Regions from separate parts of the Mus musculus genome. Here region 2 is linked to region 1. A link is a loop called in an ENCODE intact Hi-C map of the cell type or tissue named here. Cell type or tissue: left cerebral cortex. All regions are shown on one strand. Each heading gives the region's core, and the rest is flanking DNA. Links, peaks and the distances in the headings are about the cores only.

The links. A loop is a pair of places that touch in the nucleus more often than their neighbours do. Peaks named below come from ENCODE experiments on the same cell type or tissue, not always from the same donor. Only the 100,000 strongest peaks of a DNase experiment are listed, where the experiment ranks them.
Region 2: it touches region 1 in a loop (2.5-fold over the local background); 3 of 42 quality-filtered maps call a loop at or near these places.

The regions. Positions count from the first base shown.
Region 1 is chr13:110,537,299-110,543,013 of GRCm38, reverse strand. No RefSeq gene overlaps it. Among named protein-coding and RNA genes, the nearest start is that of Gm32990, 29 kb to the left of the region's middle. In left cerebral cortex, for the core only: no CTCF peak of the experiment used is centred there; DNase peaks (open chromatin) are centred at 1,047, 1,365 and 2,187; H3K27ac peaks cover 2,659 bases.
Region 2 is chr13:110,442,004-110,447,718 of GRCm38, reverse strand. No RefSeq gene overlaps it. Among named protein-coding and RNA genes, the nearest start is that of Plk2, 50 kb to the right of the region's middle. In left cerebral cortex, for the core only: no CTCF peak of the experiment used is centred there; DNase peaks (open chromatin) are centred at 1,053, 3,056 and 4,115; H3K27ac peaks cover 2,668 bases.

The DNA.
Region 1 (5,715 bases), core at 191-5,190:
TCAAGTGTTCATAGACCCCATCTCCCCACTTAGGAGTTTGGGCATATGGATCTTTTTTCTCTCCATGGTAGAATGTTGACTGGATCTTTGGAAGGCTTTGTGCACGCAAGCGCAGCTGTTGTGAGTTCCTGAGTACAGTGGTTCTTTCATGTCCAGAATACATTGCATCACTCTGGTCTCCCCTAAGCTCTGGCTCTTGCAATCTCTTCCAGTCCTTGTTCATGATGGTCCTAGAGCTTTTGTGTAGGGGCTGTGATATAGTTGTTCCATTTGTGGCTAGGCACTCTACTGACACGTTCTCTGCATGTTGATCAGTTGTGAGGTCTTTTGTGTGCTAAGCACTGTTCATTGCACAAAGAGTGCTTTCTGATGGTGTCTAAGTCATCTTAACTCTTCAGCGAGTTTTACCACCTAGCTTTAGAGAAATAAATCAAGAAGGATATCGTCCCCATGGCTTCCATTTCACCACAGCTATGTGGACAGCTGCTTTAGAGGAGTGGCTTTTTGGAGTTGAGTGTAGTCCCTAGGCAACAGGTGTTAAGAAAATGGTCATCTCAGACCTACTAATCACAAGATCTCAAATTCTGCCAACTGCAAAAAATTCTTGAAATACAGGGGGCAGGGGGGAGGCATGGTCCAAGCCTACCTTAATAAACAACTCTAGTTTGTATTATTTTAAGGTTTTTATTCAGAGCTATCTCCTACTCACTGATGGACTGGGCATTGAATGACCAAAGAAAGGTTGGAATATGAGAACGGTTTGCTTCTAAAGGAAAAGAGCATAGTCACTGGCTTTTAGGAAGAACTAACTCATAGGGTCTTGCAAAGTTAAAGGAACACCAAGAAAATAAGAAAGAAACCAGGAACACTGCATAAAACTAACTACATACATGTAGGTCCTTCTTTGGGTTGGAAATACTCTATGGTACAAGATGCTTAAGGCTTTAGGAGAAAAAAACAAAGCAAGGAGAGGCAGCTAATTATAGGGAGCATGCTGGGGAAGTAGAGCACCCTCACTGTCTCTTCTCAGCTTTGCCACTCCACAGTCACATGATACTACAGCTCAGTGACTCAGCTAAGATACATGGACTGTTTTTTTTTTTTTTTTTTTTTCCAGTTATATTATGACTGGGCATTTTCTGTGTTCCAGGATTATTCTAAAGCTAAGGGTACCATAGGAAACAAGATATGCAAAGCTCTTGTCCTCAAGGGACTTACGTCATAGCATGCTGACAGTGATTCTGCCAATCACAGTAGCTCCGCATAGATGATTCATGGTGAGGACAGAGTAGGTTGTGGAGTGGGAGTCAGGGATCTTAGGAAGATGGCATTGTGTTGAGATGAGACCTGAATTGAGCCTGGCTGATAGGTTGGGTGCCAGGCTAGGAGAGGAAACCAAGACTCAGGGATGGCCTGGGGGAATTTTGGCCTAAGCATTTGAGTGCAGGCTTACAACATTTGTTATATCAGAAGCGCTGTGGGAGGAACACTTTTGCAGAGATGTCAGAGTTTATTCTGGGACATGTATGCTTAGTGTGCCTGTGATCAAAGGGGAAGATTATGAGTTGGCTGTTCTACTGGGGGGCTGGGCTTGTCACAGTTATAAAATGCATGTGTTAAACTGTATCGTCTGTGTTCCTCTCCAATTCTGCCAGTTAACGACTCCATGAGTTAGAAATAAAAGCAAAAAGAAAGGAAAACAGACTGACAGAAACAAATAGATGAAATAAAATCAAATGTGATAAGTACAGAGAATGGATAAAAGTCACCTAGTAGGCAAATAAAAAAGGGACCTTAATTAAAATGGACGGAGAACAATATATCTTCACTTTGGCAGCTATGAAAGATAAATCAAGATCTCAAAATGGCGACTGGCACCAATTGAGTTCCATTCACTGGCACTCAGCAACTGTGGCTCGACAAGCATGTGCTTACTATATATGCCCTGTCAGTTCTTAGCATTTTCACAGAAATCACACATCTAACTGTATGACTGAGGTTGGTGGACTCCCCCACATGACCTCAAGGCAGTATGGACAAGTAGTGATTCCTAACACAAATACTATCACTTTTAAAAAGGAACGAGTTACTGTGGAATATCAGACATAGCCACAGTTATTTGTGTCCAATAGTTTCATAAAGCATATTTCAGTGACGGAGAAGCTGGCTGGGTGATGTGGAGGCCTGCAAATGAGTACACTCACATTTCCGCCTTCGTATAGTTTCCATGGCTACAGGCATATTTGAATCGCATTAGTCACACGTAGCATAAAGAAAGAACAAAAGGACGTGAAGGAACAAATGACATCAGGATGTCACAGAGATGTAGAGGTGATGAAAGCTGTATTTAAAGATCATCATTACACACGTGAAGACCTCTGTGTGCGGGAGTTCACCTCATTAAGTCGAATGCTCTTCCAGCTGCCCTGTGGCATGCTCAGAAAGAGTCCAAGTTTTCCAAAGTAAAATTAGAGTGAACTGTCCAATGTTAAAAACAAATTAATTTACTGATGGTAACATGGTAATTAGAAGAATCACAGCATTCTAACATATCCTCAGAAGTATAACTTTTATAACCAAAGGAGTATATCCATGCCCCATCAACTGATTGTATTGGTTTTCCTAGAGTGGCCTTATGTAGCAGGGTTATTGATACCAATGATCAGCTGAGCTTTATTATAATAAGTAAACAAACTCATTATTCCAAATATCAACACATACTTTTCTACTCACTTATCTATATGTATTTTCTGAAAAACAAAATCTAAGTGGTTATTAGATAAAGCTCCCTGACCTTCAACCTAAAACACAAAGCAGGGTTTTCCAACAAGGCCAAGCTCCCCCACACATGAATTCACAACACTTCTTCTCACACAGCGAACTGATAGTCAACCTTGTAGCAGAATTGAAGCCTTGCATAAATTAACGGATGCCCAGATGAACAAAGGTCAATGTGAAGTTGCTAATTGCCACATTTCTCTAGTTCACTGATTTAGTTATCAAAACCAAAATACAATAACAACCCCAGTAAAAGGCATGTCACAATATGTGACTGTGTACTAAAATAAACCTCCCATGCATATCAATGTAAAATTTTTAATGATGGTATGTGTTATTTGGTTAAATCATGCAAATACCTATGAAGGTTGGGTTGAGCATATTCACAGACACAGAACCCACACAAAGTGGGTTTGCTTTATAAGCGCTTTGTTCCCACATACATATTTACTCTTTTGATTAATCATTATTTTCAGTATTTTTAACTTCAGTGGAATTTGAAGTCACAGTATTCTCAAATAGAATGATAAGTACTTCATATTTACAGATGTGAATATGAAAAGACTGCCATTCCTTGTAGCTGTGTACCACATTGGTCTTAATGAAAATTTTCTTTCTTTTTTCTTTTTTTTTTTTTTTTTTTTTTTTTTTAGTTTATTGAAAATCAAGACATGAATACTGTATTTACATCCTTTCCATCCCCAGAGCTCTCGACTCTGCTCACCCCAGGCCTCCCACGACCATGGAAACTCTTGGCCTCTTCTTTATTTTTGTGACATATGCCTCTGTGTGTGTGTGTGTGTGTGTGTGTGTGTGTGTGTGTGTGTGTGTGTATGTACAGCCAGCTGAGTCCATTTAGTGTTGCTCACTAGGAATTATTTGTTTAAGGGCAACCAAGTAGGATTGGATGATCCATCAAAGCTCTTTCCCAGAGAAGACAGATAATCCCTCTCTTAGTAGCAATTAATTGTCTGTAGCTCATTTAGGGGTGAGGCCTTGTGATATTTACACTGTCTGTGTTGGTATGTCAACTTGTGCCATTGGGCAGGTCATGCTTAGGCAGCCACCGTGTTATGATTTTGTGGGTGAAGCACTGTGTCATATCCAATATACCCCATTTCAAAGCTTGTCTCCTGGTCCTCAGGCTCTTGCAATCTTGCTGCCCCCTGAACCTTAGGTGGTCCCACTGTAATGGTCACCATCTGCTGCAAAAAGAAGTTGCTTTAAAGAGGGCTGACAGCTACATGATTCTGTAGGTATAAGGCTGAATTGACGGCTGAGAGCTGCACTATTCTGTGGTTATAAGGATGGTCATTGACTTAAAAACATCACTCTTAACTGGCCTTCATTTCTTCAGGTCCTGTTCCTTGTACTTTTCTCCCCTTCTCAACCCTTGGTTCCCCGATAATACTTATGATACAAAGGCCAGTGATGCAGGCAATACCAACATTTTCATTTGAGATTGTAATTCTAAGGAATGAATTTGGGGAAGGGAAGGCCAGAGATTAGCCTGGTTGTAGTACTTCCCCGTTTGCACTGGATAGGAGGCACCATGATATATCTGAAATCATACTCTCTGAAGTAATTCGTAAAGGGAAAATGCGCTGGTAACTAGGAAACAATAAAGGTTTTGTTGTCTTCCCTTGTTCACATTCCCTTGAGTTTTGTATTAACCAGCCTTTCACTACCTTTATCCTATTAGAGCAAATGATCGTCTTATTAATTAAAGACAGCTACAATCTGAAAAGTATTAACATGGGGACTGTGTATGAGTCAGAGTAAACACAGGGGCTCTGTTGTCCTGGGCATCAGTGTTGCAGTTCTCTCTTAAGTAAGGGAGTTGAGCAGCCCCAGCAAGCTTCCCTTGCGTCACTGCTGCAGCCTGTTTCCTGCTCACCCTGGCCTTTGTCTAACCCAGATCAGGGGTTGGCAATTGTCTACCCGTGTGGATACAGATGTTTCATAACAGCTTCCGTCTTCTGCTCCCTGACTGCCGGTATCATGAACAAAGTTGCAATGATGACCTCTGATTTTTCCATGGGGACTAAAGTGCATATAGATAAATTTGGCACTGCCTTTAAGTAGTTTTCCATGAGCACTGAAGGGGTAGATGCGAAGTGCAAGCCGACTTTGTTAACTGTGCTGAAATAATCACATACTTTGGAAACAATGTCAAATATCTTGGCACAGCCCTTGATCTGTTTCTTTGTAGCGTGCCTGACATCTAGGACCTCTTGACACAGTGTATCTCTAAAATCAGGGCTGCAGAAGCCAGTGAGCAGGAGGAGAATTGTAGCATAGAGAAACGCCAGGAAAGAAAAGGGTGTTTAAAAAGGGGAGCAATCCTTTCTTTTCTATTAGTAGATTTTCTTTCTTATTTGATGATTGATTTACCTACATAAAATTATTATGGGATAAAACTTGCTTTATTGAATGTAATGCTAGGCAATTTGGAAAGGCCACATAGACTTTTCTTCCAAAGAGACTGTAGGTACATGGCGACTATTATCCGAATAAGGATATCAATGCTAGCAAACTTCCCAAAGTGAGAGATTCAGAATGTGCCAGCCAGAGTGATGAAATACTCTGAGAGCTGTGACAATGGAGAATGTGGCCTTGTGATCAAGAATTAATGTTCTGTGCACAGGAACCCAGTCACACCTGCTTACAGAAAGTTTGTTCAGACATGGAAAAACAATAGCAATCATATGTCATTTAGTTCATCCAGTGAGGACATGAAGGTCCTGCCGTGGGCCTCATTACCAACTTGCTTCACAGTCTTGCTTTTTCTAATGCAACTTGCAAGTTTAAACCTCTTCTATTAGTGCATTAGGGGATTTCTAAGGCAGTTTAAATATATATAACACTTAAAGCCACAGTTTGTACATGTTGCATGATCGGTTTTATATTTGTGCTTTTAAATCAACTAACTGGCCA
Region 2 (5,715 bases), core at 291-5,290, 95 kb after region 1:
AATCCCATAGTGCAGCACAGGGTGACGGGACATCTGTGGACCCTTCTCAGCAGCCTTCTGGATACATGAAGAGGCCAGCTGCACACCCTCAGGCTCGACGCAGGCCACTTGTCTAGGTCAGGCCTTGAACTCCAGGCTGGCCTAGCACAGCAGGGGAAGATTCTGGTCTGCCTTTGTCCCACAGAAATGTTCCTTGGAGTTCTTCCACACCGATCTGATTCTCTTCTAGAATGTTCTTTGTAGTAGAATATTCCACATTGGAGTTATGCTAGGTCGGCTCCCATTTACAACTTTCATAAATATTCTGTTGGTTACAGGCTTTGTGAACAGTGATTCTTTTTCCTGTCAGCCCCTCAGGATTGATCTGTGACAAAAGTTTTCGTGCTCTCCTTGAGCATTTATTCCTTCTCTTGAAACATACATGTATGTCACGCATGCCTAAGTACATACATTTATTTGGGGAATCTGATTTCATCGCTCTTCCTTCTTGACTCCCATTGACAATTATAAAATTATAAAAATAACCACTGAAGCAGCTACCAAGAGTGCTGAGAGCCACCGAGCCATGCTGACTGGTAATGCAACATTGAGAACGAAACACTTTCTGTACCCTCTCATGACAATACTGTTGTTATTCAGTACTATTAAAGGAATAAAGAGTTAGCACAGGAATGAACCTGAACAGTGTGATTCTTGAGTCCTATGTCCTGGCCACACCCAAAGGAAGACAGAAATGTTGATTTTTCACAGAGAAATGATAGGTACCATGGCCCGATGCTATAAAATATGACTAAGATAACTATAAAATGTCTCATTTCTAAATACCGCATCTGCAAATAGGTCTGAATATGGAGTGATACCTTAGCCAATCTACTGACAAATCGATGGTCATGACGTTTCACGCAGGAACAGCAAGGGTGGCAGACAAACAGATGTCTCTAGAGAGAGAACGACAAACAGATGTCTCTAGAGAGAGAACACCACTCAGACAACTGGCAGATGGGGAGCCTAAAAGTGCAGCATGACTTCCACATGACCACAGACCTCAGCTCTACTGATAGAACACAAGGTAAAAATAAAAGCCTGGGGGAGGGAGACAGCCAAGTAACAGCACGGTATAGGATTTGGCCATGAGTTAGCCTGCTGTACCATAAATGTTGCTGCTGAGAAAATCTGCTTCTGGGGATGTATAACCCACATCGCATCACTGAGCAAAGCACAGACATGATTGAGCCACACAGGGCTTATTCTATTCCTTAAGTTATATCGTCCTATTACAAGATGAAAGCAGTATGATCATTGCTCTTAATTTATTGTAAAGGGCATTTAATCCTCTGAGCATAATCCTCACTAACGTAAGATGTCGTCCCAAAAGTAGAGATTCCTATTTTGCCCATAAGAAATATCCACAAAACTACATTTCACCAAAGGCTATGAGGCAAGAAAAGCCAGGGAGAGCAACAGGATGCCAAATTGATTCTGTTGGCTGAGCAGCATGGGGGCGTGGCTTTTACCTCCTGCATCTCATCTAGGAAAAAACAAAACAAAACCACATCAGTTACTTCCAATTTGCATTAGTTATGCAACAACCATTACAGTTCGGAACTAAACAGGACCCTTAACACTCAACTGACATTAACTGAATTTTAAGAACACCGTACTTCACAAATGTGAGAGTTCATGAGGGAATCTAATATTTGGAACTTCACACTCCCGAGAGGGTTATAGTTATTTATGACTAAAGTTTCCACACCAGCAACAGAAGACCAATGGGAGAATCTTAACCTGAAACTTTGTCATGAGCACACATAGCAAGGAATTATGGTAATCCTTCACACCAAATTTGCGGACTTTTGGTTAAGTGAAATAGATTGGAAAGAATGTGCAAAAACTAGGCAGAAATCTCGGTCCTGTGTGAACAGAACGATATTATAGAAAGTAAGTAAGGTTCGCTCTGGGTGTGGAAATCCTAGTAGAATATTCCAGAAAGAGTTTTGTTTTGTTTTGTTTTGTTTCTGCAGAGTTTGGCTAGATCTGGAGGTCACCAGAAGACAAGCATCTGCCCTATGGATAAGGAACAGCCAGAGCCTCAGGAACAGAGCTTTGAGAGACCACACAGTTTCTGACCCTGTCATGCGACACACATCTGAGGAGAGGATACGATGGTCCTGAAGGCTGTTCTAGGCTCTGCAGACTTAGCATGGCCCGGTTTCTGCAGGTAAAGAGCAATTAGAAATGAGTGGGCAGCAGACAGAGCCCAGCCAGCTTTTCCCTGAGGCAGGATTTCTTACCAGTACGACCAGTTCATCCTGACTTGGAAGGAATGCTTTGAAAGATAGAAGCATCCCTGGTATGAGACTGAAAGGCTCTCCTCAACCGAAAGTCTGTGTAGTTCTGTGAAAACAACCCACAGGCACACTGTACATACGAAGAGCACATTAGGCCAAATTGAAACCCAAAGTCAGGAAGCTGGGCTGTGATCTCAACTGTGAAGAAAAACTCAGGCCTAGAACACCAAAAGCAGCAAATGGCTGCTTTTGAGTCTTGGCCCATCCCCCACTTCTCTGACCTTTCCATCCTAAGTGTTTCAGAGGACAACTGGCCCAACCCCTTTATGTGTTTTCCTTCCCCTGGCACTTTGCTGTTAACCGGAGAAAATTGGCCAGAGTTCAAAAGCAAGAACTAGTCACTCAGAGTCACAGGAGGACAATGGCCACAGCACAATAAGTGTGGCTCTCTGTTTTACCCATAAGCCTCAAAGAAGTGAATTGAGAAGAAAAGACAGGCAAACATACTGTGAGGCTCAGCGATAAACTTTATCAAATGTCAGGGAATGAAGACCAGAGATGGTCACTGGCTCAGCCTCAAATAAGCATCGATGCTGGGCTTCAGGTCCAAACCTAATTCCAAGCCTTGGCACCCAACCCTGTTATCTACTGCCTTTCCTCTCAAATTTTCTAAGATTCAAATTAAAATTTAGGAACCAGCCAAAAGGAGAGAGAAATAATATACACACTCTGCTTATAACTCTTGGCACAGAAGGAATCCTTCAAACATTTAGAAACAGAGTTTAGATTCCACTGCAGTCTTCAAAGTAGGAATCGTTTGCTTTGAAAATGCCTTGAAGTTTTGGAAGCTGTGTATGTGAGTTGCCTGGTGTTTAATCTCTCTCATTAGTGGAAACTATGCACACACCGTTAAGCTCAGTGCAGAGTCAGCACTTACCCAGTTACATAAAAGAACACAGGCAACTCAGGTAAGAGTTTGCTCCAAATCTGAAGATAAATTCTTCTGCCGACTTTTGTTACAAGTGATTTCTAAAATATGTTACATGAATCAAATTAACTGAACTATCATGATCATTTTGCCAGGTACGGGTTGCTGGGGGCAGTGTCTGGTTTCTCCTGGGAATCAACCACAGCATTCATTCCTTGCTCACTAAGTTGTTCCATTACATTCCTATAGATGTTGGAAAGGCATCTTTGTGGTCATATCCATACTCCCGTGTCTCCCAGGCTTTAGCAATGCCCTCTGCATGCCCTTCCTGTAGGTATCTGATCTGGTTTTCAATGTCTCGGGAAGGTAACCGTTAAATGAAGGAAAACTTAATCATATGATAGATACTCTTTGAGTAGTGAACTAAACCCCCCCTTTAAAAATCCTGAATGCCAGTCTCTCTTAACACTCACCCACAGATCTGAAATCTACTTTACTCTTCCTAAGCTAAATACTGGCTTACTACGAGCCACACATGGCCATATTGGCAATGCCTAATCACCTTGATGATTGTTTAGTTAATAATTTGTCTTCTCAACACAACCACAAGCAACCAGAAGGGAGAAACCTGATTATCAGCAGAAGTCTTTTTTTTTCTGATATTTTCATTGAAAGATCGAATAAGTCTTCGGGTTGTATTTTTACAATCAATAACCAACGTTTATTTCTGGCTCAGGAGACAAGAACTCTTACCAGAAAACCAAGGATGGAAGTGAACCCCTGCTGGAGAGCTATTGAAATCTCCAACAAGCCACAGAGTTTTCGGGGCACTCTTAGCAAGCTCAAGGAAAACCCACTGTGCCAACAGTTAGATTAAAACAAGCTATTTCTAGAGTGTTAAGGCTCTATGTAATCTAACGCCTGCCAGGAATTGACAGAACTAGGCATTCTGAAGAGAAGCAGGATTCTCTGATGTGAACTTAAGCGAGATTGTAGAAAAGCCACAAGAAAGGTCATAACCTCTTCCCTTCCCAAGTCAGACTGTTCGTGTGTCAGTGTTGAGCTCCAAGTTTCATGGGTTTCTACATTTATTTAACACCATGCCACAATTTCTATACAATCCATGATATTATAGTGTGAATTAGAAATGTACATTAGATTTCTCACACTTTTCTTAGTTAAAAAAAAAGCATAATTAAGAAGCACATGTTGGATTAAATAGCAGCTTATCTATGTCTATCTACACAATTTACTTAAAAACAATCACTGGCTCTCCTAGTGTAAAACTCGAAAATGTACTTGACTTTCTTTGGAGTAGCCACCTTCAGCAGTAAGTGTCCTTAACCTTTGTCTAGTGGAACCCACATTTTGAAGTGATCAATGTTATGCCTAGAAGTAGTTTCCTCCCTCCAGGATAAGACTGAGTTCAACTTAATTTAAAGCAAGTACTTATTGAACATATTGGATGGTCCAGCAACTCTCACTGGTTGTGATAACAGTATTCCTCAAGCAACCTGTAGTTTTATAAGTCATTATAGCTCAGAAAGAATCCCATAAGGTAGGTCTCAGATAATAGAGCAGGCAGATAGAGAACAAAGGCTGTCATCAAAGGGCTTGGGACCCCACTGAATCATGACATCGCAAGATCTGATCTCATCTGTGTATCTAATAGAGTTTTGGAGCAGGTTGCATTCTTAGCAAATGGCCTGAGGTCTGAACAACGTCTATCAGAGACAGGAGTACTGACTGGTGATTAGAAGCCTCGGGGGAAGGCGGCACTCTTACATGTCTCTCTTTGAAGACTGGAAAGGATCCCCCCGAACCGCCCGTGACTCTGGATCTGCCATGAGCATCTTATGCTTACAGGGCCTGAGGACCTAGACACTGTTCCTTCTTTGGCTCCTTAGAACAGGTCCCTTGGATGAAGGTTTCTTATCAAGCTTAGCTGAGCAAGGAGTCACAGTGTCATTGGGAACAGTTGAAAGTTAGCACATAGGCCAAAAACATTAGGGTGGAAAACTAACTTTTTTTTCTTTTTTTTTTTTTTTTTTTTTTTTTTTAGATATCTAAGTTTCATTTCCTCTAGCTGAGCCACTTAACAAATTCTAAGAGTCATGGATCTAAAAGTCTCAAGGACAAAGAGAGAGTGGTTTGCTATTTTAGCTTTCGGGAGCATTCTTGCAAGCCAGAGGCTACATTTATCTTTATTTCCTGCCCTACGACAAGATAGATACCCCCCAAATATCTCACGTTTTAAAATTGTATAACGGATCAGTTGTTTGAGAAGGTATGCAAGAAGGGCAAGATGCCTTCCCCAGGTTTGTGTGGCTAATGGGGAACTAGTCATTTGTAGAAGTTGACTGGAAAGACAGGGCTACAGAAGGAGTTGGACTGGTGCAGATGTGAACTGCAGGAAAAGGAATAAAACACGGCAGAAAGAAAATGAGTTTTGTCGTCTGTTGTTAATTACTTGGCATGGAATTCATTTGGTAAAATTCT